Regions from separate parts of the Homo sapiens genome. Here region 1 is linked to region 2. The links are chromatin loops, found by intact Hi-C in ENCODE. Cell type or tissue: Caco-2. All regions are shown on one strand. Links, peaks and the distances in the headings refer to the core of each region. The heading gives the core; the rest is flanking DNA.

Region 1 (15,921 bases), core at 2,952-10,951, 51 kb after region 2:
GTTGACTTGGGGAAAGTGTTTGGAAGTTGGAAAAGTGGAACCATTTTTGAGTGTGACTTCATTTCTCTTCTGACCTAGCTCTACACAGTGTCATATCCTAGGAACTGGGTGCTAGCATGAAGGAGAAAAGCAAGATAAATTAAAGAGCTTTACCTCTAGATAGTAATAGGAAACCAAGAATCCAGCCTGGTGATGGCTGGAGGGAGTGATTGAAGTTAGCTGATGCCATGGGGAGTTAGCCAGGCAGCAAAAATGTCTGGAAACCCGATGTGGCCAAGACTGGGCTGTCCAGAAGCTCATCAGAGATAGACTCAATCAGTACTTTCTCTCCCACCTTCCTGAACAAGAAGAAAAAAATATGAGAGAATTGAGTTTGTAGTGTTCCCTTTTTCTCCCCCCAGGCTGGAGTGCAGTGGCACTGTTTCAGCTCACTCCAGGCTCAGCCTCCCAGGTTCAAGTGATCCTTCCACCTCAGCCCCCCGAGTGGCTGGGACTACAGGTGTGCACCACCACGCTCCACTATTTTTGTAGTTTTTGTAGAGACAGGGGTCTCACTTTGTTGGCCAGGCCGGTCTCAAACTTCTGGGCTGAAGCGATCTGCTTGCCTTGGCCTCCCAAAATGCTGGGATTACGGGCATGAGCCACTGCACCTGGCCGAGTTTGTAATGATTTCATTCGATGGCGACAGAGACATAAATAATAACAGCAGCAACAACAATAAACACTTGTTCTCTGCCAGGTGTTAAGCAAAACACATTGTATGCCTTTTCTCATTTAAACTTACAACAACCATATAAGGAAACTACTATTATTATTATTTCCATTTTACCCATGAGAAAACTGAATGAATCTCAGAGAGGAGCAAACTATGTCAAAAGTCACATAATTGGATAGTGAGATTATGGTGTTTGTACTGAAATATGTTTAACTTCAGAGCTCATGCTCTGAACACATACTATACTGCTCATTTATTCATTTATTCACATATATATTGTGCAACCACAGTGTGCCAGGCACTGGGCTGAAACAGGAGGATGAGAGAACCACTCCCTGCATTCTTGGCATGAAACTTACAGTATAGCTGTGAATGAGACTTATTTATGAAATAATCACATAAATGTATAACTGTGAACTATGAAAAGCAATATTAAGGAATGGATCACTACAGGATTATGCGTAGGTACTAGGGTAAGTATATACCTATTAGAAGGAAACTATGAACTATAATAAGTGATATTAAGGAAAGTTTAGAGAGTCAGAAAACTTGATATAATTTTAGGGAGTCAAGGAGAACTTCCCGAAGAAAGGGGCACATGCTTTCAGATCTGAAGGATTAACATGATAGCTAAGCAGAGAGAACTTGCTGGGTAGGGAAAGGCTAGCAGGTACAAGGGCCCCGAGGTAGGAGACAGCTTGACATGTTGCTGATTCTGTGAATACTTATTGAGGCATAGTGTAGCTACTGGTTTGTCACTTTTGTTGTGTTTCATATTCCTCCATTGAACGTAACATTTTTTACTGTTTCACTAATGAATTGATGTGAAGATATTCTATTTTATGCAGTTTTGATTTGTTTGTTTTCTGCTAATTTTATCTGACAAATTTAAAGTTTTTAGGGGAATAAGGGCTACATCTGTCATTGCTGTATCACAGTTTCTAAGATGGCATGCAGTTTAGGTACTTAAGTGCATTTTTATAGTAAAGAATAAGAATAATAATAAATGTCAATTCAGAGACTAATAGAATTTAGTTGCTTTTAGCTGATATGCTCAATTAAGAATTGACACTGTCTGTAAAAATCTTATCTTTATATATAATATGAGCTAGGAAATAGATTCATTTCTAATTTTTGCTAAGTGAAACATTTTAATATTCCTTGAAACTAAATGGAAAATTTTCCAAAGTAATGCTTGGCAGTTTGGCATGTGGAGAAAAAAAATCTTTCCTCTAGAGCAGCTTTTCCAGGGAACAGATTAGAATTAATTAGGGGATGTTTTACTAATGGAATATTTTTCTTCCCATTAATGTCACTGTCCTTCATGCCTGAGGATGGCATTATTGGCAATGATTGCTCTTATGTGTGAGAGACTATATAGACAGACAGGCCATTGCATAGAATTCTATTTGTCACACAACCTGAGACCACTGTCTTTAGTTTCAAAGCCTGAAGCTGTTTGTCTGGTCTGGCATTGTTTGGGACCTTACCTGCTAAAACTGTAATTGGCCCAGAGTCTTTTCTTGAATTCCACCCAAATTCTTTCCCTGTGACATAAAATCATTCTTAAATAACTTTTTAGGCAATAAAGCCTCCTCAGATTCAATCCCCATGCTATCTGTGGTGGGGAACACTAGGATATTGAGCCTTTAAAAACATGCACCATATCTTATTTGTCTTTGTATTTCTAAGATGTAGCATAGTGATTGGCTGATAGGAGACAATAAGTATTTGCTAAATATGTAATTAATTGAATGAATGGTGATCAACTAAAGGTGGGTTCCAGATTACAATTTTTGATAACCAGCTCAAATTTCCTTGCTACCTTGGACATTAATGATCATAGATTTAAAACTATGAATAACTACAATGAGAATGCTCGTACGATCTCTGTACAATCTGTATTGGTTATCTAATTTTTTTTTTTTGAGATAGTGTCTCGCTCTGTCACCCAGGGTGGGGTACAGTGGCCCATTTTTGGCTCACTGCAACCTTCGCCTCCCAGATTCAAGTGAGTCTCCTGCCTCGGCCTCCCAAGTAGCTGGGACTACAGGTATCCGCCACCACGCCCAGCTAATTTTTGTATTTTTTAGTAGAGACCGGGTTTCACCATGTTGCTCAGGCTGGTCTTGAACTTGTGACCTCAAATGATCCACCCACCTCAGCCTCCCAAAGTGCTGGGATTACAGGTGTGAACCACCATGCCTGGCCATGGTTATTATTCTGAATAATGAATTACCTCAAAATTAATTAACATTTATTACCACATATGCTTTCTAAGAGTCAGGAATCAGAGAGCAACTTAGCTGGGTGGTTCTGGTACAGGTCTCTCCTGAGGTAGCAGTCAAGCTGTATGCTGGGGCTATCATCTGAAGCATGAATAGAGATGGAAGATCTGCTTCCAAAGGCTGTTGACAGGTGACACCATCATGTGAGCCTCTCTGTAGGGCAGTTTAATTGTCCTCCTGACATGGTGGCTGGCTTCCCTATAGCAAGTGATCAAAGAGAGAAAGCAAAAATTAAGCTGCATGGTCTTTTATGACCTAGTTCCAAAGTTGCACACCATACTTCCTTCCCCTCTATTTTGTTCCTTAGAAGCTGGTCACTGAGTCAAACCTGCACTCAGGAAGAAGGTAGTTTTCACCTTTTCTGAAAAGAGGAATAGCAAAGAATTTGTAGAGATTTGAAAACACTAAAATACCTAAACATTGAAACTCCCCCAGAGTATTTACATGAATTGCATGTTTTCTAAAGTAGTGCAATGTATCACAATGTTCAATTTGTCAATAAGAAGTGCTTTTAGACAAAGTGCTTTTCCTGGAAATTAGCTAACTGTCTTAAAGTATAAATAATGTCATTTTGAAAAAAAACAAAAATCCTTGTAACCATGAAAACAAGAATCACCAGTACTTGAAGAATCCAAATAATGACCTAATTTTGTTTTTATTTTCTTTTTATTCCTCTGAAGTAGATTCAACAAATTCAAGTAAAGAACATTATGTGCATCTACTTTGTGCCAATTACTATGTCATGTGCTCTGGGAAGGGGATACACTTATGCAGAGGTGACAAAGATATAATCTGTCCCAGAGAAGCTGAGAGTATAACAGAGATGATGGACACATACACAAAACTTAATATGATATGAAGCTCACTGTATTGAGTTTTGTGAGAGAGCTACAGAGGAGGTGTTATGGGGGCACAAGGAGAAGAAAGTTAATTAACATTGAAAGATGAGAAGACATCTTGGAAGAACTTGAATTGGGCCTTGGAAGAAGAACAGCCATTCAAATAGATAGAATTGTGGTAGCAAAGGCATAGAGGTAGGAAAGTATAGATCTCCAGGGACAGTAGTCATGGGGTTGGGGCACTGTTGGAATTTAAGGTTGGAAGGATATATTGGAGCCCCTTGAATACGGTAACAAGGCACACCTTGGGCAGTGGAGAGTTATCAGAGTGTTTGAAAAGGAGGGTTATTGAGTAAATAAATAGACTGGTACTTTAGGAATTTTAAAATGTGGATCATTGTACTACTAATAACTATTTATTTTATATTTACTATCTACTAAGTAATTTACATGTATTTTCTTGTACTGACTGTAAACCTTCTGGGTGTGGGTGTTTTAAGTGCCATTTTACTGATAAAGAAACTGAGGCTTAAATAGTTGAAATAAGTCACCCTGTTAGTGAGTGGCAGAATGACAAGTCAGATCTAGGGTTGTCTAACTCCAAAGATAATATAAAATAATGTATCTCTCTTTTCCCTTATGCATAAAATATGGGAGCATATTAAATCATACACATAGATTGTCAAAAAATACTTTGGGAAACTGATTATAATATCAAATAATTCAGTGCTGCTGTCTCTTACACTTTTATCCCTATCTGTAAAACAAACTACAAATTGAGAGAGTACATTCCATAGCTTGGGAAAAAACCCAATTGTGTTGTACCTAAACTAATCATCTTAAGGCAGTAGTTCAGAAGAACAGTACTACTATAAGCCTCAGAAAGAGGAAACTACCTGGGTATGGCGGGTGGGAGCGGAGAGAGGATCCGAAAAAAATACCTATCGAGTTCTATGCTTATTACTGGGGTGATGAAATTATCTGTACAACAAATCTCTGTGACATGCACTTTATATATAATACAAACCTGCACAAAAACCTAAAATAAAAGTTAAAAAAAATGACAATCAAAGAAAAAAAGAAAAAAAAAGAAAATACCTGGCTGGATCTACCCTCTAACATTTTTAGGACTCAGGGCAAGACAAATGAAAGCCTACATACTATGTGTCTAAATATTAAACATTATAAATAGGCTAACAAATGGTTAAGTAAAATATGCTTTGTCTTTCTACCTTGACAAATAAATGTTGATAATGACAAAATTGAAAAATATATGGAAAGCTGTCATTCTTGAAGTCAACAAAATGTCCATGATGACTGTAATCATTATTGTGTACATCTGAATATTCTGTTGTGGGGTTGGTGATGTTTCCATGAGTAATAAAATTAGGTCATACATAATTAATATATTATTACTTAATCTGTAAAATTTATTTTTGCTTTCATTTCTGCAATTCCCTAATTATGTTGTTATAATGACAGTTTTCATATAACGTGTCTTCTATTGACAGTAATGATCTAAATATTAGATTCTAAAGTATTAAAAATGAAGTGTAATATTAAAGTACACACAATTTGAATTTATTTTCATCAAAAATGTAAAGTAAAAATAAAAATCCAAAACTAAAGGTTAGCTTTTGTGCTACTAAAAGTTTTCTTCTAAAATCTTCAGTTTTCTGGGAAAAAAGGCAAAATTCAAAGTATAACTAATGAATATAACATTCAAATAATTATTTAAATGAAACAAATTATATTTTTTGAAAATTTAAATCACATTAAATATTTTTATAAAAATAAAACTGGTAGTAATTCTAGTGTTCAATGGTGATCCAATTACCAAAGAATCCCTAGCACACTAGTCACTACTAGACCTGCATATATTTAACTTTAAGGGCCATAGGAATTGTTTAATATTACAAGATGTTCTTTGGCCACGATATGCAACTTTTGGGGTTATCAAGGTAATAGGTGAGTACTTCTGGAGCATCGAATTAGAACATGAAAAGAAGTAGCAAAATGGAAGCTTGGCACTCCTGGGAAATGATATCTCATTATCCCTTGCATTCGTGCTGAGAGGAAAGACTTGACAAGTTAATTAATTTGTCTTTTTCTTAACTGAGTGCTTCTGCTGCTCAACTCCTCCCTGCTCTCTAAAGAAGTGTCCTTCTCTGATATGGGCAGCATCACAATCCAGCCTCAAAAGAAGCCACCTTGGGCTTCCAAGACACAAAGCAGGGGATATGGAGAGGTGTCTGCACTAGAGTCTGGATGGTGCTACTGACAACAGTGAGTGTTCAGGGTGACTGCTAGTGCTGTGCAGTGCTGAGCGCCACATTCCATGGGACCACGTGTCCTTTAATAAACATATTCAGCGTGCGCTTATGGAACTCATGGCTTCTAAAGCACAAGGCGTATGTTTCAAGCATAGTGCTATCCCTGAGCAGCATTTGTAAGCCTCCAGTCTGCAACAGTGGGATTACCTACCAGGCTCAGCTGATGGACCGGGATGATATTGGAAGAGAGGCTGCCAGCCTGAAGACTTACCTGGAAACATTTTCTCGTTGGTCTGGTTTTAATAAAATCACCAGATTCCACTAGAAGGAAACCAAAGATTACAAAGGTCCAAATTAATATATGACAAAGTAGAAACGGAAACTGGGAGGAAATGAGGTGAAACACAGGGGATGATGTATTGGAAATAGGGAATGAAAACCGTACAGAGTAGAAACACCTGAAAGCAGTTCTGGAAACTCCACATGCTCCTGCTGTACCAAGACCTGGTCCTATGTGTGCTGACCTTGTTCTTCTGCTCACATCTGCCACATCTGCAAATGTGGCAACATTTTAGCTGTTTTCTATTAACACTGAAGTACTCTGAGAGCTTGGAAATTTTCAAGTGCAAAATCAGGTCCAGAGAACAGTAAAAAAAAAAAAAAAAAAAAAAGCTTGACTGAACTGCCACTCACATCTTCCCTATACTGTGCAGAAGCAAAGAGCTCAATACTGATTTTGGTTTTGTGGTTGAAGGCAACTGCTATGAAACTTCTTAAGTGGTTCATAGTTGTCCATATTTTATCCTTATGATTGAAACAATATTTCCTGCTTTCCCCAGAGTAATAATTTTAAAGGTGGGGTCTCTAACCTCGGGTATAGCCTGGCCTCCACAGTGTTACACTGTTCCCAAAATGACAGGGGATACAAAACAGATGGGTCACACTGCAGGCTGCAGAAGTGGGATTTTGTTCCTGAAGACAAACCCCACACTACAGGAAAGGCCCAGCGCTATCTCTGAGTCTTGATAGGTTTGGAATGACTTTAAAGTTATTAATCAAGAAGTGAATAGGTGGAAACTTGGGAACATGTCCTTCTCTGTGGTTAACAGTGGGAACAGCAAGGCTAATTGCTTTAAGTCTAAATAATCAGAAGCTGTAAACTCTGTCACCCAAACTTCCAGTTTATGTCACTGGCTTTCTGGAGGCTGCATTACAGTGTTGTGGTGGTGAAATTATTATTAATTAATGACCATAGTATTAATAACACTATATACTGTGAACTTATTTTATAGTAATACATCTCCTCAGTGCTCAATAAATACTTGTTGAATAAATACTTTCTCATTAGTTGGTTCAACAAATGCCCATTGAATACCTGTTATGAAAAAGGCACTGGGTACTGATCCAAAAATGAATTTGTTTTAGCCAGAGTCTTCCAAGAGATTAGAGTTTTACAGATATTATCCTGATGAATGAACAACCCAGAAAGGCATCCTCCTTTCAGTTTGATGATGCTTTTTTTTTCACTTTTTATATAAAAGATTTTGAATTTGCTATTTTGAAAAATCCAGTAGAGGTTTCAGAGGATGTATTTGAAACTTGTATTTTTTTAAATCTATGTCTGACTGTTAAGGAAATTGTACTTTTTTCCAAGTTACTCTATTACCTATAATACAACCAGAAATAAAATGTTAAAAACTCAAGCTCATGCATACCCAAGGATGACAAAAAAAATTCTGCATGTATAAGAACACTTTACATTGCATTTTGTAACAACTTGCAAAGAAGATAAATAATATGTATGACTCCAGATTGCAGTAAACAGACTCCCACTTAGCTTAGCTTTTAAGTTATGCAACTTCCTCACTGATGACTTAGAAAAAAATAAAGAGGCAGCAAATAGTCAATAAAGAGTAAGGCAGGAAGCATGTGCTGACTCTGAGTCCCAGGAGGGCTCACCATGTCCGGTGCCACTAGGGAAACAAATCTCTAAGGCAGTTGAAATTTTCCTGCTTCTCACATAATCCCAAGCAGAGCACAAGGCAGTGGCTTAAATCTGCAGGTTTAAAGGAGCACAGAGAAAGAGAAATAAGAGAATGAAATCTGTACCCTAAGAGAGTGAAGGAGGGTCACTCATTTGTTTACAGGCAGTGTTCCCCCACCCCCTTCTCTAGACAGCAAGGAATTTGGAGCCTCTGTCAACTCTCAGGCAAAGATCCTTTGATCAATTCACGTAGGGCCTGATAACGCATGGACACTGTGGGAGATTAAAAGAAGATAGTAATATTAATATAAAGATCATGGCAATGATAACAACATGCCACCATTTAGTGTCTTTGTGTTTCCCAAGAGTTAACACTATACATGCATCAACTCATTTAATACAACATGATGAAATAGTCTCATTTTACTGAGGGATTAAAAATAATAAACTGATGGCTGAGTATGTTGGCTCACACCTGTAATCTCAGCACTTTGGGAGGCCGAGGTGGGCAGATCACAAGGTCAGGAGTTCGAGACCAGCCTGACCAACATGATGAAACCCCATCTCTACTAAACATACAAAAATTAGCTGGGTATCGTGGCAGGTATCTGTAATCCCAAATGCTCAGGAGGCTGAGGCATGAGAACCACTTGAACCCAGGAGGGTGGAGTTGCAGTGAGCCGAGCTTGTGCCACTGCACTCCAGCCTACATGACAGAGTGAGACCCTGTCTCAAAATAATAATAATAATGAACTGAGACTCAGAAAAGATGTTTGTTCAGGGTTACAAAGCTCAGACAGGACAGGGCAGCATTGGAAACCAAAATTGGTCTGACTCCTAGGCTCATGCTGTAAATCACGGTGCAAGGCTTCTACTATCTATGTTTTTCCTAAAAGAATGTATAAATGAAAAGATGGTTAACATATTAAGCAAAATATGTTAAACGTCAAATGAACTGTATAAACGATAAATGCTGGAGAGTTGAGGTGGCAAAGAACTCATGCCCGAGGTGATCTGGGAAGGCCTCTTGAACAAGGTGGAATTATAGCTGGTTTTTGAAGAATCCGAAAGTGCTTAGATTGAAAGGTGAGACATGTACAGGAATGGTTTCTAAGATGTCATATTTTATCTCTGTCCTCATCTTGACTGGCACTAATGAACATCAAAGATTTCAACCTAAATACATTGAGTGCCCAGTATGTGAAGGGCCTTATTTATGTTGTTTTAAAGCTTTTTAACATACTTTAAAGAAGGGACTGGTTAATCTCCACTGTCTAGATCCATTAGACCCGGAGCCGGATGGCCCCAGGGGCCTTTGGGAATGGCGTGGTGGGACAGTCTCCACTTTTGCACATACCCAAGAAAAGAATGGTCCTTTGGGAATTTTGCAGACCTACAATCTGGAGATAATGTACTTCTGATCATAATTCAAGTGCCCCCAGATATAGGGTTGCCAGATTTAGCAAATAAAAATATAAAATGCTCAGTTAAATTTGAATTTCAGATAAACAATGAATTATCTTTCAGTACAAGTATGTTTCAAATATTCCATGGGACATACTTATAACTTTTAAAAACTTATTTGTTATTTATCTGAAATTCAAATTTGACTGGGCTTTTACATTTTATTTGGCAACCTACCCAGTCAGGAATTGGAGGGAAAATTTTGAGATTTGAATTTTTTGGCATACATAAATACTCTTCTATGTGAAGACCTCAAATAAACTAAAAAACAAAAAGAAAAAGTGTCAGTATTATACATTCCCATAAAATATGCTCCATTTTAAAATGAGACCAATGGGGCAGGAAGTTACCTCACAAAAGTAATTTTGTGGAAATAATATAAAAATCTCTGAGTTTTTATACTTTATTTATTCAAGAAATTCTGGCCTTAAAATAGTAGTCAGTTGACCCAAGTAAGTCACTTGCTCTGCATCAAGATAAAAATGCATTTCATGCTGTGTACGCTGAGGATAAAAAAAGACATGCTGAAAACTGGATTTCCAAGTAGTGCCCCTATTAAAGATGACAATTAAGTGGGGTTCACCGAGGATGCATGGTGCCTTAGGATTGAATTATAAGAATGATGATTGTTTTTGGAGTTGGAGTCAAATATCAGCCTTTAAACCAAGTCAAAGCCAGGGTTACAGCTGCGTTACAGCTGCCTTCTGTCACTGACACTGCTGTGGAAAAATTCAAAAGGCACACCAAACGTTTTTTCTAGTGCATTTTTCAAAGCAACTTGGAATTAGTACAAGTACCTCGACGCAGAAAGCAAATGTATTTACCTATGTAATATCAAGCTTGCCTGGAATCATTTAGTAGGAAAAAGTATTCTGCAGAGAAATGTACTTTGAGAGAATGCAAAGCATGAAAGGTAAATTGGAGTCTTGAAGGGGGGATTTTAAATCACATTTAGACATAAATCCTTTCAGGTCATGATTCCCATAGATTACCAGCATCTGCTAAGCCTAGATAGTTCATAATCACTAAAATTGTCGTAATCTTCCTATGGAAGGTTTACCAAAGAAGTACTGAATTACACTGGGTTAATACTTTTAAGGATGAATGGTCAAGACGATGATGCTAAATTAATGCAGTGGCTACATAGTAAAATCTAATACTAATAACATATCTGAACGAAGCTGTGGTTTCAAAAGGCGTTCACTCCATCAGGGTAATGTATTCTCAGGTATATGATCAACTAGAAAGTTGCCAACCATTATTCACCTTCACCTACTCCTACAAGCTTCTCTGTCCTGTCTTATTCTTTTCTACTGTCAAAAAGAGAGAAGGACTTAAAGGTTGGGTCTGTAAAATAGGAAACCATAGAGCAAAAACACAGATAACACAGTCAAGGAAGATGCTCGAATAAATTATCGGTGGACAGTGTTCTCTGGATTGAAGCATGGAATCTAAATATGGTGTCTCATAGAGTCTACTGACATACCACGCTATAAGTGGAAACAGTGCAGGGCAGCATCTAGTGCTGTGTGAACTGTATCAACAGCACCGTGGAGTGACAGTCACCATGTCCTATTATATTTTTGGTTATTTAGATGGACAGTGCATTTGCGCTTGTGCAGTTACTTTTAGTAAATGCACAGGAGTGGCATTCTCACTTTCCTTCACTGCATTTGCAAGGATCAAGGGAAATATTTCCAGTGACATGGAGCTAGTAAAAATTGATCAATTGTGAAATAGCTAAGCAAATACTTGTTATACTTTAATAGGAACAGCAGTGTAACATGTAATGAGCACTGAGCAAAGTATGTTGGATGCGCTTATGCATCCACTGAATTCGAACATATTGGTCTGCTTCTTCATTCCACATCCCCACCATCCTGCTCTCACACTCCCTGGTCTCCAGTCATATTCCTAATTCTCTGAATACTTTGCTTCATGGCCTCTTACATACCTATTTGCTTGTGCACCTCCTCCTGCCCCTGGTGGAATTACCCCTGCCCTTTGTCTCCTGGTGAACCTTTGCTTTTTCAAGTCTCAATTCAAAAGTCACCCTGACTTCTACTCCCCAGTGTCCTACCCAGAGTTGGATGCCCCTGCACCGTGTTGCTCCAGCCCTGAATTCACACCCTCTGTGAGAAAACACATTACGTTGGCTTCTAATCAGTTGCTTCCCTGCTTTCTTCTCTCAATGGGCTGCACGCTTCCTGAGAACAGGGACTGAGTCTCTTTCTGCTTTTCATTTTCAGAACAGAGTGTCTGTAATACACAGCATACCTAAATGATCCATAAGCATTTTATTACAAGTAATCTGGAGTGCACCATGGCCTGGACACTCTGGGGCAGTATGGATAAATAGAATACCAGGACCAGACATACCCATGTAAAACTTCCAAAATGTCTACATGTAAAGCTACAAATTTAATGGTACCAACAATAAAAATTGGTGCAATCAAGAGAAGTGAAGTAAAATTCTCTGGGAAGAATTGAGGAAAGCCTTATGAGAAAGGTGAAATTTGAGGTGGGACTTAAGAGAGGCATTAAAATGGAAGAAAGCAGTGGCTTCCTCTTCCTGGGAGTTCATCAGGGCCATAGACTTTAGGGCAGAAAAGTCAAACTACAGACTGAAAAGAAAAGGCCAAGTATGAATGGAGGGTTTAGGTTGAGGAGTAGGCTAAGATCTTCCTGGTTCTTCCCTCTGTGCAACACTGAGAATCTTTTTCCTGTGTCCAATTTTACATCTTCTTCTTCTGGTTTAAGCATGCCTAAAAGAGATTACCAACTACCAACTTCTGAAGACACAGTTTGTGTAGTTCCTGTGGACTGGGACATGTGACTCTGCAAATATGATACTAAATACTCTATTTTTTTTTTAAGCAAATTGAGTATGTAACTCTGTCTCAAAATATGCAGTACATGTCTCAGCCTTAAACTTGTTCCCCTGTGCTTTTAGATAATAATTTTTTGAAATGTGTTTGGAAGTCTTTGGGGGCCTAAGTTTAGAAAGCTAGAAAGACATTCTCATTGCCTTTGTTGTTCCAATCTGTTGTTCTGTAATTTCTGGACTTGGATCTATCATTTGACTGAAAAGGATAAAAGGTCCAAGAGTGAAAAGAAATGGGTTAAAGAGAGGGAACAACCAGCCAAAGCAGTGGCAGCCAGCACCCGAGGGGGGTGGCTGCAGCTGGGCTCTGCCCAGCTGCAGGTGTGGAGGAGGAAGTGCAGGAACGAGCCCAGGACCCATTTCCAGGTGGCAGCAGGGTTCAGTGGGCTTAATTAACCGGTGAACTGCTCATGAGGTCGGTCTGTCTCTACCTTTCTACACCACACTGAACAAGCCACTGACCATTTCCTGCCTCGGATTTCCTCAGCCCCAAAGAGGGGACAACAATGTGTATTCGTCAGAGAAATTACTGGCCACTGTCTCATTCAGAAGCTGCCCCTAGAAGTGTTAGTAAAGACTTTTAAAAACATGAAACAAAGCAGAGAATTAAAAATAACAGGAAGTGGAAGAGAGAGCACACTATGATCTGAAATCTTCTGTGTTATATGCTGGTGTTAAAGAGGTCGTGAGGCCTTGATGAAGATTTGTTACTTGGAAGGATGTCAGTGCTGGGGACCTGCTCTCTGTGAACCCAGCAACCTGCCCCAGCATTTCAAGGGGCATACAGTCCACTCAGATGATTTATTTCTGAGTTGGAATTACCCCATTCCCCAGCCCACCCTCTTTTCAACTTTGTACAAATGTAAGTGGCCAATTCACTTTACTACACAAATGACTCATGATTTCATGAGCTGCAAGCAGCAGTTTCTTAAGCAGCTTTCCCATATTCCTAGTGCAAGAAATGGACACACAGACATCTCTTATGGGCTAGATCTTTTTAATTTGTGAAGCAAAGAAAGTGAGGGAACCACTGGACCCAATCTCAAGTATCCAAGGTCAACTAGACGAGGCACATGGCCAATTTCCAAAGACACATGGTTCTTTCCTAATCCTCAGCCTCTACTTCCTCACTGGATCTGAGTTCAAATCTCAGAAAGGTCAGAGCATGTGCATTTTTGGCATTTTTAAACAAATGGATGCAATTAAGAACTTGAGGAAAGGGTGACTTTCTATAGTTTTCAGCATACATCAGCTACTTGACAACTTCTACTAAAATAGAGCTGCTTTCAGAGGGTAATGTGAGTAGCCAATCACTGCCACTCAGGACAAAAATGTTGGCCAATGACCTAGAAGTAAGTGTGTGGTGTATTTCGCATGACTATAAGTGCTTCTCATTAGGAAAATAATGGCATCAGTTCCTGGAGTTTTCTTGGTTATTTAAACCTCCTGCTTTGGAGTTGAGTTCATGGTTTACCAACATCAGCAAGTGTTTCCTATTTTGTTGTACATGATCACCAAAGGAATAGGAGGCAATAAAGGAAATGAGAACTAAAGGTTCTAGAGAGATTACATTCTTTATCACATTTAATCTTTATAAGAACCCCCAAAAGTTGGTGTTCTTTCCTCCATCTTACAGATGTTTTGAAAACTGAAGCTCTGAAAAGTTACGTAACTTGGATCTACAGAGCTCTAAGAGGACGTGCTAAGATTTGAATCCAGAATTTCGTGACTCAAAAACGTTTTCTCCACAATATCAGTTTACCAGAATAACCTAGGCATGGCCTCAAAAGACCTATATTAGAAATTAGCTATATCCTAGTTCTAAGGAAGTATTCATTTTTTATTATTCAACTGTTAAAACTGCACATATATTATATTCCATAGAAATTCTGAGCATCAATAATAGGAGATACTTTCACTATTTGTATATATGTATATGTATATTTGTGTATATATACATACAAAATATATTTTACAATTGTCTCTTTGTTCCAAGAGTGGGAAGGAAAATAATTAGAATTTGTAGTTGGGCATTTGTGTCCACTTTAACCTGATCCATTCTGTCTAACTTTTCTTTGCAAGCTCTCAAATTCATTGTTAGCCTATCTGATCCTGTCGTCTGGAGACTGCCAAGTATTTCACATCTTACCCAGGGAACCGACCACTTTTAAGGGAGGGAGGGCACTCTTTACTGACTTTTCCTAATTTAAATTCATTGAAAATTGTTAATTTTAAGGGCAAAGACAAGGCAATGCATCTGTAAAGAGCTCTGTCACTTTTCTCCAAGTGATGACTAATGGTGGGGAACTTAAAACCTTATCCTTGGTATCTTTTGGAGTCCAGACAATTCAGTGGTCTCCTGGGATGAGTAAATATCAGCCCGTTCCCAGGAAGATTAACTAGTAAGATGATGTAGGAAAAGCTGCTACTTTTTAGAGGGCTATACTTAAACTGCCATCTACACTTCTTAAGGCAGAATCTCAGATAGTTTACTTCCATATGGGATGCTATGATTTCTAGAAAGAAAGGATATTTTATACAGTTATAAGAGTAACAGTGGTTTCTTTCCAAGATGTTAAATTTGGTCTCAAGGTTAGTGTTTGTTAATGTAATGTAATTACTGGTCTTTAAAAGATCATAAAGTAGAGTAGAATTAGGAGACCTGAATTAGGGCTCTCCATTACTGGGCGTATAGTTGTAGGTAAATTCCCAGTTTCTTTACCTGTTGTGCAGGTAGCAATACCTATCCATATTCCCTCATAGCCTCACATTTTTAAAATAGGAAGAATGCTGAAGTACTTTGAAAGTTCTAAGAGCTCCAATGGGGTCCTGTAGCACATGGGCTTTGTAGTCAGAAAGCCCCAAATTCAAAACTTAGCTTTTCTACTCTTTTCCTGTGTGGGTCAGTTTTCTAAACTCTCTGTATCTTGGTCACCTCACCTGTAAAATAGGCTAAAAATAGTTCCTACCACATATGATACTTGTGAGGACCAGATGGGCTCTTGGTATGCTTGAGTTGAAAAGGCTCATAGAGTTTATGTTACCCATTCCTCCTAATTGTAAGATGAGGAAACCGAGGCCCTGGCTGGTAGAGTGTCTTACCCAAGTTCATTCATCAATAATTTTTGAGTTATACCAAGCAATTTGCCTGCAGAGATTCAATGTTGCTTAAATTACCATGTTGCCTCAATTCTTAGGAAGACTTCTTTTTAATTGAGAGGTCTTCTTGCTCCTTTATGTCAGAAGGAATGGTCACATTGCTGACTTTTTCTTGTTTATGGACTGATGACTCATTTATGAGTTATCTAAACGTCTTGTTCCTTCTTTCTCTCTTCTGCCGTCTCTATCATGGGACTATTTTCTTTCTGCTAGCACTTCTACTAGAGATTGTGAAAGGGTGGTGACAGTGAATTAACTCCTTGTTAGCAGCCTTGTCTCTTGAGAGGAGGCTCACCCACTGCTGCTGACTGATAA
Region 2 (15,921 bases), core at 4,985-12,984:
TTTTATGATAATCAGCTTGAATGTTCAGTCTTTTGATACATTTTAAAAGAAAATTCTTAAGTACACATGATTTGAAAACTTGCAAATAATGCATTAATTTGCATTTTAATATTAATGATGCTTAATGTACTCACTACATTGGAAAATACTGTTACAAGTTTTATTAGTTCATTCATCTGAGAGTTAAACTGATATACATATACATTGTTCTTACTTTGTATCAAAGATATGCAAAATACTTGAGTACAGAAGTAATGATGAAGTACCTACCCCTCTGGGAGCTTATAGCTTAAAATGGGATATATATGAGATAAATGAGAAAGGTTTATACCACAGAATAACATTATGTAAATCAATTTAACCAAATAACAACACCAGAGGGAAAGGACTTTTAGCTACCACTCATCATTATGTCCCAATATAATGTTCCAGTTCATGTTGCAAATAGGGCAGCACCCTGGCTATTGTGTGGTAGTCTGTAAGTAGTGAAATAGCTGTGGGGTAAGGCAGTGAGTCTTTCACCTTAGGGAGGGTGCGAGCCCAGACCCACTTGACCATCTATCACAAATCTTGCTGAAGTTCTAAGATCCCTTTCAACTACAAATTTTCATGCTTCCATAGAATCATCCCTGACCTCAGGAAAAAATACAAAAATGGAACAAACAAAACAGAATAGTAAAACCTGAAGTAAGAAAAAAAGAAATGAATTTGACATTGTACAGATCAGGAGAAAGAAAGTTCATTAACAGTTTCAAGATCCCTGCGTTTTCACCCAGCAGGAAACAAATTACCATGAGTTAAGGTGGGGAAATTACTGGCAATTCATTGCCTTCTTTTAAAGACTTTAAAAAAAAATGAGTAAATAATTTTAGACTATTACCCCCTTTCCATGAGAGATACACAGCTAGTTAAACTGCCATGCATATTAATTTTTTGTTTTCATTTTATTCCACCTACCAACTACACAGTGTCTGCTTTCCAAAATTAGTTTGAAAGCCAATGACCTGTGTTTGAACTGGGTGAAATAGCATAGCAGTTCACACCTGGAATAAAAGAATGATTGTGTGTGAGTCTGTTAATGGCTGTGTAGAGCTATATCTCTATATGGAGCTATATAAAAATATATTTTATACATGCCAGATTCATTTAGACTTGAATTGACCCTGTGGTAAAGCAGCAGGAATAAAATATTTTTTTGATAAAGCACTCACTCAAATAGAGAAATGAGCTCTTGCAGTTACCATTTAATCTGTGACTTCTTTTTGAGATGCAGAAAAACTCCATTATAAAGTGCTCAGTTCATCCAGGGACACAGACACACTGTGGGTTATAACACACCCTCATCTGCATGGTGAGGTACATGAGTCAGCTGCTCTTCTCTCAGGAGGGTGGCTTTAAAGCTCCACAGTCATGCATGCTGCCAATTCCAGATTGTCCAAACCTGTAGGTTAGCAAGGACACAGGTGAGCCATAGGTATGACATGTTCATAAAAAGAAAAATATATTTTAATACAAAACATGTCAGGGGAGTGGAGAGTGTCAAATTGAGGACAGGAGAGACCTAGATTCAATGCCATAGTTCTTGGCTAATCTCTGAGAAGCTTGTTAGTCACCCTCTTTCTCCTTCCCTTACTCTCCTGTATCTTCCCTTACATACTGCATAGTCCCTTGTAATTTACAAGACATAAAATACTTCCTTTGTTCATCTGTATACTGAATGTAAGAATGAACAAAAGGTCATCATAAGGACAGCCTGTGAGTTTATGCACTGCATACTGCAAATGACCCACTCCAGCAATGGGAAGACACCCCTAACATTGCTTCTCTCCTTATAACGAAAATATTATTCATCATCAGCTTTAAAATGGATCTTCTCACTCTGTGCAGTCTCCGTGGTAACGTCCCATAAGCCCAGGGTTTTAAGACCTTTCTCCTGTGCTCTAAGCCTACATATCTAACTGCCTAATGGCCTTTCCACTTGAATGACACATCATTCAGTTTCAGTGTCCTAAACTGAAGTTTCAACTCCAAGTCTGTTTTTTTCTCTTGTAGTCTTCATGTCAGTCAATCAGTCTTTTATCCTAACCAGAAATATGTGAGTTCTCATGGATTCCTCCCTCTCACTCACTTTTCAGTTCTATAATCACCCAGTTCCTACATTGTTTGCATCTTAAATATCTCTTCTAGTCCTCCCTTCTCCTTTATACCCACTGCCACTGCCACAATGTTAGCTCCTTCAGATCTCATATTTTCTCACTTTTATTGCTATAGACATACCCCCCGCAGTTATCCTACCTCTAGGCAAATCCCTTCCAAAATGCAGCTGCCAGTGTGATCTTTGTAAAATGCTTTTATGATAAAGTTCAAACTCATTAGCAAAGCACACAAAGACCTTTGTGATGTGGTATTGCTGAATTAAACTACTGGCAGCCCTAGAAAGGTAAAGTGTATTTGATGCTTCTGTGCTGTTCCCTTAGCCCAGAAAGCCCTTCCAGTTTCTGTTTAGTAAAGTCCTATTCATCTTTCACTACTCAATGAGTCATAAGTAATCCCATTAGGAAAGCCTGTGTGATCTACCTCCTCCCTAATTTGCCAGCTTGAGTTTGCTTCACCCCTTCATAATACTCAGTCAATCATAATGTCTTATAATCCATCATAGCACCTCACACAATGAACTCCAATGTCTGGTTTGTTGGGATGTCCGCCTTACTACATTGTAAGCTTCTTAAGGGTAGAAACCAGTTCTGATAGGCTTAGGGCAGTGACCACCAACAGAAAAAGTACTTGGTAAATGTCTAACACAATCTGTTTTACTTTTTCCAGAGCACGAGGCATGCATGAAAGAGATTAATTTACTCCACATGGGAAGTTACTACCCAGGCTTACCAAAAGGTCAGGTTTATATAAAGTGGCGTTCCTTTTTTTCCCCCTTAGTAAGACATTAAAAAAAGAAACCACAATTGAAAAGCCAAGAGCTATCTGTGATACGGAATATGAACACAGAATCAGATTCTCATAGCAGCTAAGCTGTTCCCCAGGCAGTGGTTCTCAAGGTGTGCTTCCAAGAACAGCAGCAGCAGCGGCATCACACATGCAAATTACTGGACTCTGCCCCAGATCCACAGAATTGGAGACTGGGGATGGGGCTTAGCATTCTGTTTTAACAAGTCCTCCAGATGATTCTGTTGTGTATCTAGCTTGAGAATCACTGCCCTGGAGAATGGAAAAAAAAAAAAAAAAGTTCCCACAGAAGGGTTTTAGCAGTTCTAGAGCACCTACTATGTGCCAGGCCATTTATTTTGTTTACCTTATTAACTTTTTCAGGATACTAAATTAGTACTTCAGGATTTAATTCTTCTAAGATATCTTTTATTCCATTTTAAATTATTTTAGAAAGTTCTAATTTTTTTTTTTTTTTTTTTTTGAGGCAGAGTGTCTGTTGCCCAGGCTGGAGTGCAGTGGCATGATCTCGGCTCACTGCAACCACAAGCGATTCTCCTGCCTCAGCCTCCCAGATAGCTGGGATTACAGGCGCTTGCTACCACGCCCTGCTAATTTTTGTATTTTTAGCAGAGACGGTGTTTCACCATGTTGGCCAGGCTGGTCTCAAACTCCTGATCTCAGGTGATCCACCTGCCTCGGCCCTCCCAAAGAGCTGGGATTACAGGCGTGAGCCACCGCGCCTGGACAGTAAGTTCTAATATTTGATAGTAGAATACAGTGATTGTACTTAGCAACAATATTTTGTATATTTCAAAGTAATGGAAGAGAAGACATGAAGTGATACCCACAGATACAAATGGTAAATACTCGAGGTGACAGATACCCCAAATACCCTGACTTGATCATCTCTCATTCTGTGCGTGTAACAAACACTCATGCATCTCATAAAGATGTAAAATATTATGTATCAATAAAAGAAAAAAAAATCGAGATACAGAAGTCCTAAGTTTGCTATAGTTCCTGGCCTGGTAAAAATGGTGTATCCTCTACATGCCTTTTCTCAACACATTCCGTGGGTGACTCCTCTCTTTTTTATACTGAGTATGGCACTGAACTGACACTTTAAATATATTGCCTTGTATCATAAATATCTGAGCTTATCTTTCATGCTGTGAGTTTTTACAGAGCATGAATCCTGCTCTGTGTACAGAGGCCTGCCGCACTCGGCTTTAGATAGTACCTTGCACGTATGAGCTAAACACTTGATAAATATCAGTGGGATGAGTGCATAAATCTTACAATATTTATCATAGTACTATCCAGATTTAGGTTTCCTTTAGGTTTCCACTATAACTGCACAGAGCAAGGATTAAAAGCTTTTTTTTTTTTTTTTTTTTTGGGTCTGAGAAGCTATGGAGAGGAGGAAATGGGAGAAATAATTATGAAAATGGGGAGCTAACCACATTTTTTTCCTCTTCTGTTTTTTAGTAGCCTTTTCGCAAGCCACTTCGACCTGATTGGTGTTTTAAAGGCACAGACATTGCCATTTCAATGTGTGGATCCATTTAACTACGTGGATCCAAAAAGCTAGTTCTTATGCTCTGCCTCAATTATAAAATCTTCTTTGGCCTAAACTTGGCCTTGGAACTATGGTTGTCGGTACAGGCTGGCATGACCCTAAGGTGTCACTCTCAGCTTTTGAGGGTGCTCTGTTCAAAGACAGACAAGGACTTTTCTTTCCTTAAATGCGGTCCTCTGTGACTTTGCTGTTTTAGATTTTAGGATTAAGTTTAAAATGTGTTGGGCACTGACAAGGATAAGAAATTGTTCTTCCTGTCCTCTCTATAGGCAGAAAACCATCTTTTCCAAGAGAGAGAGATGGCAAGGGTGTAACAGCACAGTTCAGAGTTATCAGTCAGCAAGAGTGAATGTGCATAGCCTTCCTCTCAGTAAAGTGGATCCATTTGAAGGAGAAAAAGGAAACAAAAGTCTCTGACATTATATTATTCTGTCAGTTACTGCTTTCTCTAGAAGTAGAGAATGGACCAGGAAACCGGTAGCTGCTTTGATATTATTTTACCTTTTTCCTTTCTTGAGAATTATAGATTCTGTACCTGTTTTCATGGACATGAGATAGCAAAATCCCCTCAGGCACAAGCATGTGAGGGAAAACTGATTTCCCTGCTATCTTCCTGGCTAGAACATTCTTACTTAGCCTACTCACCATGCTAGACATTTTCCAGTCGTTCTAAAACCCTCTTGATGAAGGAATGTAAGTTCCTGGAGCTTGGAAGTAGGACCTTCTATGGGTTAAAATATTTAGCTCTTACCCATAGTGAAGAGCTAACGACATTGATGATATGGCTAATTATAATAGATATAATTAGGTAGGTAAGTTAAAACAGACATAGAGACCAGCTGAAGAGTCTTTATTTTTATTGATTTGTAGGATAAGGAAATATTTTTATATGTGCTATTATTTCTATGGTAGGAATGTTTAACTTAGGGAAAATTAATGGAAAAACAAAGCTTTCTACACTTCTCAAGTGTCCTGCTTCAGGCAGTTTTACCTACAACAGCACTGATGTTGAATTTCACTTTAAGTTGTCACATGGTCTGAGTTGTACAAAAAGAAAGAAAAATTCTGGCCGGGTGTGGTGGCTCATGCCTGTAATCCCAGCACTTTGGGAGGTCAAGGCGGGTGGATCACGAGGTCAGGAGACCAAGACCATCCTGGCTAACACGGCCATCTCTACTAAAAATACAAAAATTAGCTAGGCGTAGTGGCGGGTGCCTATAGTCCCAGCTACTCGGGAGGCTGAGGCAGAAGAATGGTGTGAACTCAGGAGGCAGAGCTTGCAGTGAGCAGAGATCACGCCACTGCACTCCAGCCTGGGTGACAGAGCGAGACTCTGTCTCAAAAAAAAAAAAAAAAAAAAAAAAAATTCCTTAGTGTTTGGATAAAGAAGAAAATGCAAAAGTTAGGATATGTTTAAGAACTCATTCATTAATTATATTTTTAGCCATTATTCTAAAGGGATCTGGGCACAAAGGTTATTCTCTGCAGCATTTTTATTATAGCAGAAAGGGGCAAGTAACCTAAATGTCCACCCATAGGGAATTTATTAAATATATTATGATACATCTATACAATGGAATATTATGCAGCCATTAAAATTGAGATACAATACATATACATTAACATGGAATTAGTGCAACAATAAATTAAGTGAATAAGTAGACTTTAAAATATGTATAAATGAGCCCATTTATGTGAAATTATACATATCTAATATGCACATATATACATTGAGATTCATGACAAGTTCATCAAACTATTTACAGTAGTGATCTCTAGGGTATTAGATTCAGGTGATATTTATTTTCTTCTTAGACCTTTTAGCAATATTTGAATATTTACAAAAAGAATGCATTTTTTTCCAAATTAAACATCTAATCCAGATATAAAAGAGTTAGACATATGAGCTATATAGCTCATGAGCAGCATCTGTTTCAACTTATGTTTTATTTTTCCAATGCAATTCCACATTGCTAGCCTTTTCATTAGTAATAGTTTAATTAATTAATAGGTTTAACTAAACCTATAATTAAACATTAATTAATACCTAATTTAATATTTCTGGTTTTTAAAGTTTTCATAATAGAAATAACTACATAATTCATAAGGAATAAGGACAAATAAAAGAAATACTCTAAAACTTTATAGTTAACAGAGAAACAAAAATACAACAACAGGAAAGCTATAGTAGAGAGAAAGAGACGTGTAAAGATGTCTATAAAGAAAAAGATGAGAAATCCTTTATAAAAGTAGGGGCCAGGTGCGGTGGCTCACGCCTGTATTCCCAGTACTTTGGAAGGCCGAGGTGGGCCGATCACAAGGTCAGGAGATCGAGACCATCCTGGCTAACACGTGAAACCCCGTCTCTACTAAAAATACAAAAAAATTAGCAGGGCGTGGTAGCGGGCTCCTGTGGTCCCAGCTAGCAGAAAGGCTCACGCAGGAAAATGGCGTGAACCCGCGAGGCGGAGCTTGCAGTGAGCCAAGATGGCGCCGCTGCACTCCAGCCTGAGCTACAGAGCGAGACTCCTTCTAAAAAAAAAAAAAAAAAAAAAAAAGGAAAAGGAAAAAGAAAAAGAAACAAGAAAAAGAACTAGGAATAAATGAAAATACCAAGAGAGACTGCAACTAAGAAAGGAGACAGGATAACAGGATGATACTATCTTATAATGAATGGGAATTACATGTTGTAAAAATGTAAAAATAAGGATTTGACCCCTGCAACAATCCAAAGAGTTTAGTAAATGAAAAGTTTTAAATCTCCATTTGATATATGAAAAATGAAGGCCTGGGAAAGGCAAGCATCTTGCCTTATATCACAAATTTGATATGGAGGCTGGCTATCTCCTTACTTGTTATATACCAGGCATCCTACAAATTGTCTTATTTAAATCTCAATAATTTAGGGAGTATCACCCCCATTTTGCAGATGAGAAAACTGAGTCCCACAGTCATAAAATAGCTTGCCCTAAGTCACATAACTACTACATAGACTAAACTGGACTCTAACTTAGGTCCCTTATTCATATTTCCGATGATGTTTGCTTTCTTTTTTCTTTTTAGCACTATGGAGAATAACTTGCAATAGAAAGAAAAAATATGAATAAGATAAACAAGGATAAGGATGAAAGCTACAAAAGAAGAAAAAAAGTTCCAAAATTAACAACCATTTGTTTAAACATATGACAGTAAATTACTTCATTTGCATGAAATTACTATTTTGGGGTAGCCTAATTTTTCCCAGGTCAAATATTGGTGAAGCCCAGTAAATTGTGTTCCTTTTAATCTAATTTGAACTTTAAAAAAAAATACGTTTCAAGAGATAAACTTTTTTTCCAAAAGTCATTTACAACTTTTATGGGGAAATAAGAAAGGCTGTGCAAGACAGACAAGATTATTGCCTTGATTTATAAACAGTACAGAATTCAGATTGTTTTCAATTGCTGTCAGAAGCAGTACCTTACTTTCAATGCAACTTGATGCCAGTTCTGATTGTGACTGTCCTCTTGTTTCCATGGTAACAAACTTTAATGTGATCAGCATTACGTAGGAACTTTTTGCATTGAAACAGGCAAGAAAAAAAAATTCTGATTCTCTGTGCCTGAAACACATATAGTAGGGGCTGAATAAATGTTTATGGAATGAAAAAGTAAAATAGAAATAGTCTCAGCCTTACAACTGCGTGCTAAACAGATGTGGTGCTAAAATTTGCATATGTAAACCTCTTCATGGGACAGAATAACCTTAAGTAAAACAGAAAGGTGTAGGGTGGTTTTTGCTTCACTTTAGACCCAGATTGTAGCACAAAGAGCACTAAGTCGAAGGCTTAAATAGCTTAATTGTACAGCAAGTTAGAAGTTAAAGGGTCAGAGTAATGTTAAGTAAATGAAACTGTTTTGGAGAAAACCTGTAATGCTGCATTCCAGGTCTCCAAAGGCACAGTGCCATTTTTGTGTGTGTTAAATCATTTTAAGGCCAAATACTGGTGTTTGCTGACTTCCAGAACTTCCTTATGTTTCCAGCCTTTGCAAAACAACATAGCCAAGTATATAGTATCTAAATCTGGTGGGCTGCTTCTGAGATTTTCTTGGAAGGTATTTAAATATATGTTGGTTTTTGTTTGTTTGTTTCCCACTCATAATATGTCCTGTTTTCTAAAAACTTTTTAGGTTCAGGCAGTTGACCATTTATGTGAAAAATGTCTGAAAAATTTGACCCTGATAAGGTGGATGCCTCTTGTGAGATCACAGAAGCCCTTAACCTGGAAGAGGCGTGTAAACCAAGAGGTTTCAATATATGTAACAATTGAAATTTAAGCATATTTAAATGTTATCTACTCAAATATTTATTGAGTCCTACTATATGCCAGGCACTGTAGTAGGCACATGTTGAGCAAACAAAAATTCCTGTTCTCATGGGGCTTACATTCTAGCAGAGAAAACACAACACAACACAAGTACAATGCATAGGATGTTGGATGGTGGCACGTGTTGTGGTATAAAATAAGTCAGAGAAAGGAGTCAGTTTTAAATAGGAAGGTTATAGAAGCCTCACTGAGAAGGTGGCATTTGAGCAAGGACCTGAAGGAGGTGTAGGATAGTACCAAGCAGACATCAGGGGAAAGAGCATTCTTAGGCAGGCTGAAGAAAAAGTGCAAACATTCTGAGACAGGAGTATCCCTGGAATGCTCTAGGAATAACAAGGTGGCCCATATGGTCAGAGCAGTAAGCGAAGGAGAGAGAAATGGGAATTGATATCAAAGAAGTAATGCGGTCTTGGAGGCAGGTTGCATACGGCCTTGTAGACCACTGAAAAGATTTCAGCTTTTGTTCTGAATTAGATGGGAAGTGTATTAGTCTGTTTTCATGCTGCTAATAAAGACATACCTGAGGCTGGGTAATTTATAAAGAGGTTTATTTGACTCACAGTTGAGCAGGGCTGAGGAGGCCTCAGGGAACTTACAATCATGGTGGGAGGGGAAGCAAACACATCTTTCTTCACATGGTGGCAGCAAGGAGAAGTGCAGAGCAAAGTGGGGGAAAAGCCCCTTATAAAACCACCAGATCTCATGAGAACTTGCTCACTATCATGAGAACAGCATGGAGGTAACTGCTCCCATGATTCAATTACTTCCCACTGGGTCCCTCCTATGACAAGTGAGGATTATGGGAACTACAATTCAAGATGAGATTTGGGTGGGGCCAAGCCAAACTATATCATTCCAGTCCTGGCCCCTCCCAAATCTCATGTCCTCACACTTCAAAACACAATCACACCCTTCCAACAGTCACCCAAAGTCTTAACTGGTTCCCACTCCTGGTACCAAAATCTGTGTTAGTCAGGGTTCTCTAAAGGGACAGAACTAATAGGATATATGTATACCTGAAGGGGAGTTTATTAGGAGAATTGACTCACAGGATCACAAGATGAAGTCCCACAAATAGGTTGCCTACAAGCTGAGGAGCAAGGAAGCCAGTCCAAGTCCCGAACCTCAAAGGTAAGGAAGCCAACAGTGAAGACTTCAGTCTGTGGCCAAAGGTGTGAGAGCCTCTGGCAAACCACTGGTGTAAGTCCAAGAGTCGAGAAGCTAAAGAATTTGGAGTCTGATGTTCGAGGGCAGGAAGCATCCAGCACAGGAGAAAGATGGAGGCCAGAAGACTCAGCAAGTCTGCTCTTTCCAACGTCTTCTGCCTGCTTTACTCTAGCCACACTGGCAGCTGATTAGATGGTACCTACCCACATTGAGGGTGGGTCTGCCTTTCCCGATCCACTGACTCAAATGTTAATCTCCTTTGGCAACACCCTCACAGACACCCAGGAACAATACTTTTGCATCTTTCAATCCAGTCAAATTAACAGTTAATGTTAACCATTACAGGAAGGTACTGGAGGGTTTTAAGCAGAGAAGTGGCATAATCTGACTTAGGTATTCAATGGATCATTCTCGCTGTTGTGTTTTTAAAAAGACAGGAGGAGGGAAATTTTAAGGAGATTATATAGGAAGCTATTGTATTAATAAGAAATGGTGGCTGGACATGGTGGCTCATGCCTGTAATCCCAGCACTTTTGGAGGCCAAGACAGGCGGATCACGAGGTCAGGAGTTCGAGACCAGCCTGACCAACATGGTGAAACCCCATATCTACTAAAAATACAAAAAAATAACCAGGTGTGGTGGCACCCGTCTGTAATCCCAGCTATTCGGGAGGCTGAGTCAGGACAATTGCTTGAACCCGGGAGGCAAAGGTTGCAGTGAGCCAAGATCGCACCACTACACTCCAGCCTGGGTGACAGAGCAAGACTCCATCTCAAAGAAAAGAAATGGTGGTATCTCAGAACAGACTGCTAGTGTCAGAAGTGGTATTTGTTGGATACTGGATATCTGGTAGAGACTCCAGCAATTTTAGTGGATAGGATGTAAGGTTTAAAAAAAGAGTAATCAACCTAGATGCCAAGTCTTTTTACTGGAGCAGCTACAAGGATGGGGTTGCTCTTTACTAAGGATAAGAAAACTGGGGAGGATTGAGTTTTGAGGAAAAGATCAAGAGCTCAGTTTTGGATGTCAAGTCTTAGCCATCTAAGGAGATATCATTTGTGTATATGACTGGAGTTCAGGGGAGATGTCTGGGTTAAAGACATACATTTGTCAGTCATCAGTGCTATGCTAATTTAAATATTTAAAGCCATGAGGTTTAACGAGAGGTTTCTGAGCTCTGGGGCTCCCAACGTTTAGAGGTCAAGGGGATAGAAACTCCCAGAGGGTACTAGAAGGAGTGGTAAGTGAGGAAGGAGAACAACCTGGAAGCCAAATGAAGAATGCACCTCAAGGCTGGGCATGGAGGCTCACACCTGTAAACCCAACACTTTGGGAGGCCAAGGCATGTAGATCGCTTGACGTCAGGAGTTTGAGGTCAGCCTGGCCAACATGGTGAAACCCCATCTCTATAAAAAATACAAAACTTAGCTGAGTATAGTGGCATGGACCTGTAATCCCAGCTACTCAGGAGGCTGAGGCATAGAATCACTTGAACCCAGGAGGCAGAGGTTGCGGTGAGCTGAGATTGTGCCACTGCACTCTGGGCTGGGCAACAGAGCAAGACATTTCCCCCCAAAATAAAAAGAATGTACCTCAAAAAATAAAGCAAAAAGAGGTTTTTAATGGATTATATATATACTTACTAGGACATGCCAAAGTGAGTGGAAGGAAACAGAAGGAAATAGCCTTGGTCCCTTCAGTAACAACCATGTTAATACCTTCTCAGGAACATAACATACAATAGCTATTTAGGCTGAATGGAGAGCTGAAGCATAAACCTACAATGATGATTCATGTGACTTTCTACCATAGAAATCTCACCAGATTCACAGAACCATAGACACTTTGGAAAAGAGCTAAGAGGAAACCTAGTTCAATCCCTTACCTGATGCAGTATGCCCACCATGAAGTCATCCGTCTTAATCATCTTCAATAACAGGCAACTTGAAATTTCTCAAAAGTCTGTGCATATTTGATTCCCTCTAGCAGTTCCAATAAAAATAACCAAGTCATTTCCATGGTATATGAATGAAGTGGATTATGATGCCAACATTATATTGTTTCATAACTTTCTGAGTATGTTTCTCAGTTTTAGAGATTTATTCTAATCCAAATATGCATTTATTCGAGCAATTTAGTGTTTGCTTGATGTATATACTGTATTAATCTCTTCTCTTGCTGCCAATAAAGACATACTTAAGACTGGGTAATTTATAAAGGAAAGAGTTTTAATTGACTCACAGTTCTGCATAGTGAGGGAGGCCTTACAGTTATGGCAGAAGGCAAATGAGGAGCAAAGTCACATCTTACATGGCGGCAGACAACAGATCGTGTGCAGGGGAACTCCCCTTTATAAAACCATCAGATCTCGTGAGACTTATTAACTATCACGAGAACAGCATGGGAAAGACTCACCCCTATGATTCAATTACCTCCCACTGGGTCCCTCCCATGACAGATAGGAATTAGGGGAACTACAATTCAAGATGCAATTTGGGTGGGGACACAGCCAAACCATATCATATACCAATTTTCCTTGTAAGTAGGGTTTTTGATTTTTCAAATGTTTGTTCCTTGGAAGCCACATAGGTAGGAAAAATATTTACTTACTTTTTTGCTTTGAGACAGGGTCTCCCTCTCTCACCAGGCTGGAGTGGTGTGATCATAACTCACTGTAACCTCAAACTCCTGGGCTCAAGCCATCCTCTCACTTCAGCCTCTGGAGTAGCTAGGACTACAGGAGTACACCACCATACCTGGCTAATTTTGAAATTTTTATTTTATTTTTTGTCAAGACCAGGGTCTTGCTATGTTGCCCAGGCTGCTCTCGAACTCCTGGACTCAAGTGACTCTCCCTCCTCAGCCTTCCAAAGTGCTGGGATTACAGGTATGAGTCAGTGCACCCAGCCTACTTTTTAAGATGTATGCTTAAAGATGCTATGGTAGAAAGGGAAATACAAAGTTAAATAAAGATATCCAAATACCATTATAGCATCAAACTTCATAATAAAATGAAATCATAGAGAGCAGAGATGGCATCCTTCTGGTTCTGAATGTATGTACCTGTCAACAAAAGAAAGCCATCTCCATGTTTCCAGAGTCATGATGAAATCACATTTCAAATTGTTTCAACAGGTGCCTTATGTCAAATGCCTCTTCCTATAAAAGAAACTGCTGAGTTGTTCTAAACAGTGCATGAAAATAGCAAGTGGGCTGAGTGAGCAATCACAGTGAGGTCCTGAGAGGTGTAAAAAACCCCAGATTCAGATTCAGCTTCCTCCAGAGAGTGGGGTTACCTCCCACCATGCTTGAGGGACAGCCCTCCCATAATTAGACTCTACTCACAGTCTCAGCCTGAAGTGTGACTAGCTGAAACTAGTGACTGGAGGAATTGAGCCCCTGTAGGGAGGTCAGAACAGGTAGCACTTTCCTTCTCTTGCTCCCTGCCAATGGTTACCCCTACATAGAATTTTTATTCCTACCTCTGGGCAGCACCAGCCCGTTAATAATGAACCTAGAATGTGAAGTGAAAATCAGCACCATGTGCGGTAAGCATTAGGTAATTACATTTCACTTGTTTAATTAAGTTTCACTTTCTGGTTGCCTTGAGGGAACTGTAGGAAAGGATTTTGATTTTGTTTTTGTTTTTGTTTTTCCTGATGCTTTTTTTCTTTTTTCCCCTAGCTAGAAGCTGAATAATTCCACACAGTGTTGAAATGGATATGCTGTGTTTGTGTTGGCCGAATTAAGCATCTATAATCATGTATTTCCTCTCTTTTGTCTATTTGTGTCACAGTCTTAATATGTGGGATAGAAATTTTGTTTAGTGGAGACATAATTTTTTGATTGTCTTAGGGCTTATTTAAACCAGCTCATCTCCATTATAATGTGTTTCTGTACTTTACTCATCAGCTTGGCACTGACTCCACTATTGTTTTCTTCAAATACTGTGTATTTTCCCTGAAAGTCCAAGTAGCTGACAATTTTGCTACCTCTGCAAGGAAATCTGCTTTATTTTCTCCTAGGTTTTACACATATATAAAACTATACATTAGGGACATACTGTTCCTCAGCAGGCTACATGGCCTTTCATTCACTCTCTTAAAAATATCTGTGGACCTATTATGTGAAATAATGTATGATTTGCTCAATGGGAGATTTACTTCTCAATAACGTTATGTTTTATTAAGCCTCACGTATTTCTAAATTTATATACCTTGAATAATAATTCCATCACAGAAGGGGCTCATTATTAACCACATTTCCATGTGTGATATTCACCGAGGCATGTCCCTGGAAACATACCTAACCACATAAGAGTAAAAGCCTGTCATAGCACAGGAAGCCTAGAATAAGTACATCCTACCATTTAAGCACCTAGGTCTTAATATGTCAGTTCATAATTAGATTCTACCTTTGTGGTCAGTATTTGAAATTGAGATATAGTTAATCAGTTAGAGAGGTAGTCAATTTCACTTTGTCAGTGAAGCTCAGAATCGCACCAATATGTTGTTTTTCTTTTTTTTTTTTTGAGACGGAGTCTCACTCTGTTGCCCAGGGTGGAGTGCAGTGGTGCCATCTCGGCTCACTGCAAGCTCCGCCTCCTGGGTTCATGTCATTCTCCTGCCTCAGCCTCCCGAGTAGCTGGGACTACAGGTGCCCACCACCACGCCCAGCTAATTTTTTTGTATTTTTAGTAGAGATGGGGTTTTACCGTGTTAGCCAGGATGGTCTCAATCTCCTGACCTCGTGATCTGTCCACCTCGACCTCCCGAAGTGCTGGGATTACAGGTGTGAGCCACCACGCCTGGCCAATATGTTGTTTTTCAAAGACTGCCGTCCTCATACAGACCAGCTTGGTACTGACAGAGGAGGTGAAATGGGAAAAGTTCCTTTGTCCCCCTCGCAGGGTGTACGATGGGGAAGTGGCTCGTTTCTTCAGTGCCCTGCTGCTCAGGCCTCTAAGGGAGCATACATACGGGCAGGCTGTGGGGCTCCAACACCAGGGCAGTGTCTAGGGGTGAATGTTTACAGCTTTTGAAGCCCCAGTAGGCATGTGTTACAGGGTGCTCTTTTAGTGTAGCCATCCAAAGGCAGCTTGTGTTAACTAGCTTAATTACACCCTCTACCTTGTGGCAAAGACAGAGGGCTTTCTGTATCCTGGGGTGCTTGCTTTGGTGTAGTGGAAGAATCAGATCACACGTGGGCTTGGAGAATGAGTGCAAGGTTTTATTGAGTGGAAGAAGCTCTCAGCAGATGGGGGAGCCATAAGGGAGATGATTTTCCCCATAAGTTGGGCCGCTTGGGGGCCGAGCGCTCCTCCAACTGCCCCAGCCAAACTCTGTGTTGTTTTGCCCGTCAGTGGCCTGCTGGTGCCTGCTGGTGAGTTCCACTCAACGTCTAGCCGCTTGTGTGTTCCTCTGCCAATGTGCTCCTCTCCACGTCCAGCTGCTTCTGTCTCTGCCTTGCTAGGGTCTCGGGTTTTTATAGGCACAGGATGGGGGCCTGGGTGGTCTTGGGAAATGTAGCATTTGGGCAGGAAAACAAAAATGCCTGTCCTCACCTAGGTCCGTGGGGGTGGAGTCCTAACCTGGGACCATGCCTTCCTCTACCCAGCACTTCCCTTCCCCTCTTCCATATCATTTCTGCTGAGCTGTCTTTCACCAGTGGTTGTGTTCCTTCTCTTTTGAACAGGACTTTCTCTGTGCAGACTTCTGTACTGTTCAGTTACATCATAAGCCATATTCTAGTTATTCACTTGAAAGTTTACACAACCTGCAAGAGTAATTCATGGGGAAAATAACTCTGTTGTTTTTCCATCACATTTTCTGCCTCTGCCAACTCTCCCCTCGTCCTCCCCGCGCT

What was found. Hi-C counts contacts between places; a loop is a spot of excess contacts. Peaks named below come from ENCODE experiments on the same cell type or tissue, not always from the same donor. Only the 100,000 strongest peaks of a DNase experiment are listed, where the experiment ranks them.
Region 1: it touches region 2 in a loop (2.4-fold over the local background); 6 of 110 quality-filtered maps call a loop at or near these places.

What each region holds. Positions count from the first base shown.
Region 1 is chr11:96,212,555-96,228,475 of GRCh38, reverse strand. All of the region lies in intron 1 of MAML2 (mastermind like transcriptional coactivator 2), which reads left to right. Among named protein-coding and RNA genes, the nearest start is that of MIR1260B, 120 kb to the left of the region's middle. RefSeq lists an enhancer at 12,997-13,066. In Caco-2, for the core only: no CTCF peak of the experiment used is centred there; DNase peaks (open chromatin) are centred at 6,175 and 8,305; H3K4me3 peaks cover 351 bases.
Region 2 is chr11:96,265,237-96,281,157 of GRCh38, reverse strand. All of the region lies in intron 1 of MAML2 (mastermind like transcriptional coactivator 2), which reads left to right. Among named protein-coding and RNA genes, the nearest start is that of MIR1260B, 68 kb to the left of the region's middle. RefSeq lists an enhancer at 1,377-1,436. In Caco-2, for the core only: no CTCF peak of the experiment used is centred there; a DNase peak (open chromatin) is centred at 8,451; H3K4me3 peaks cover 167 bases.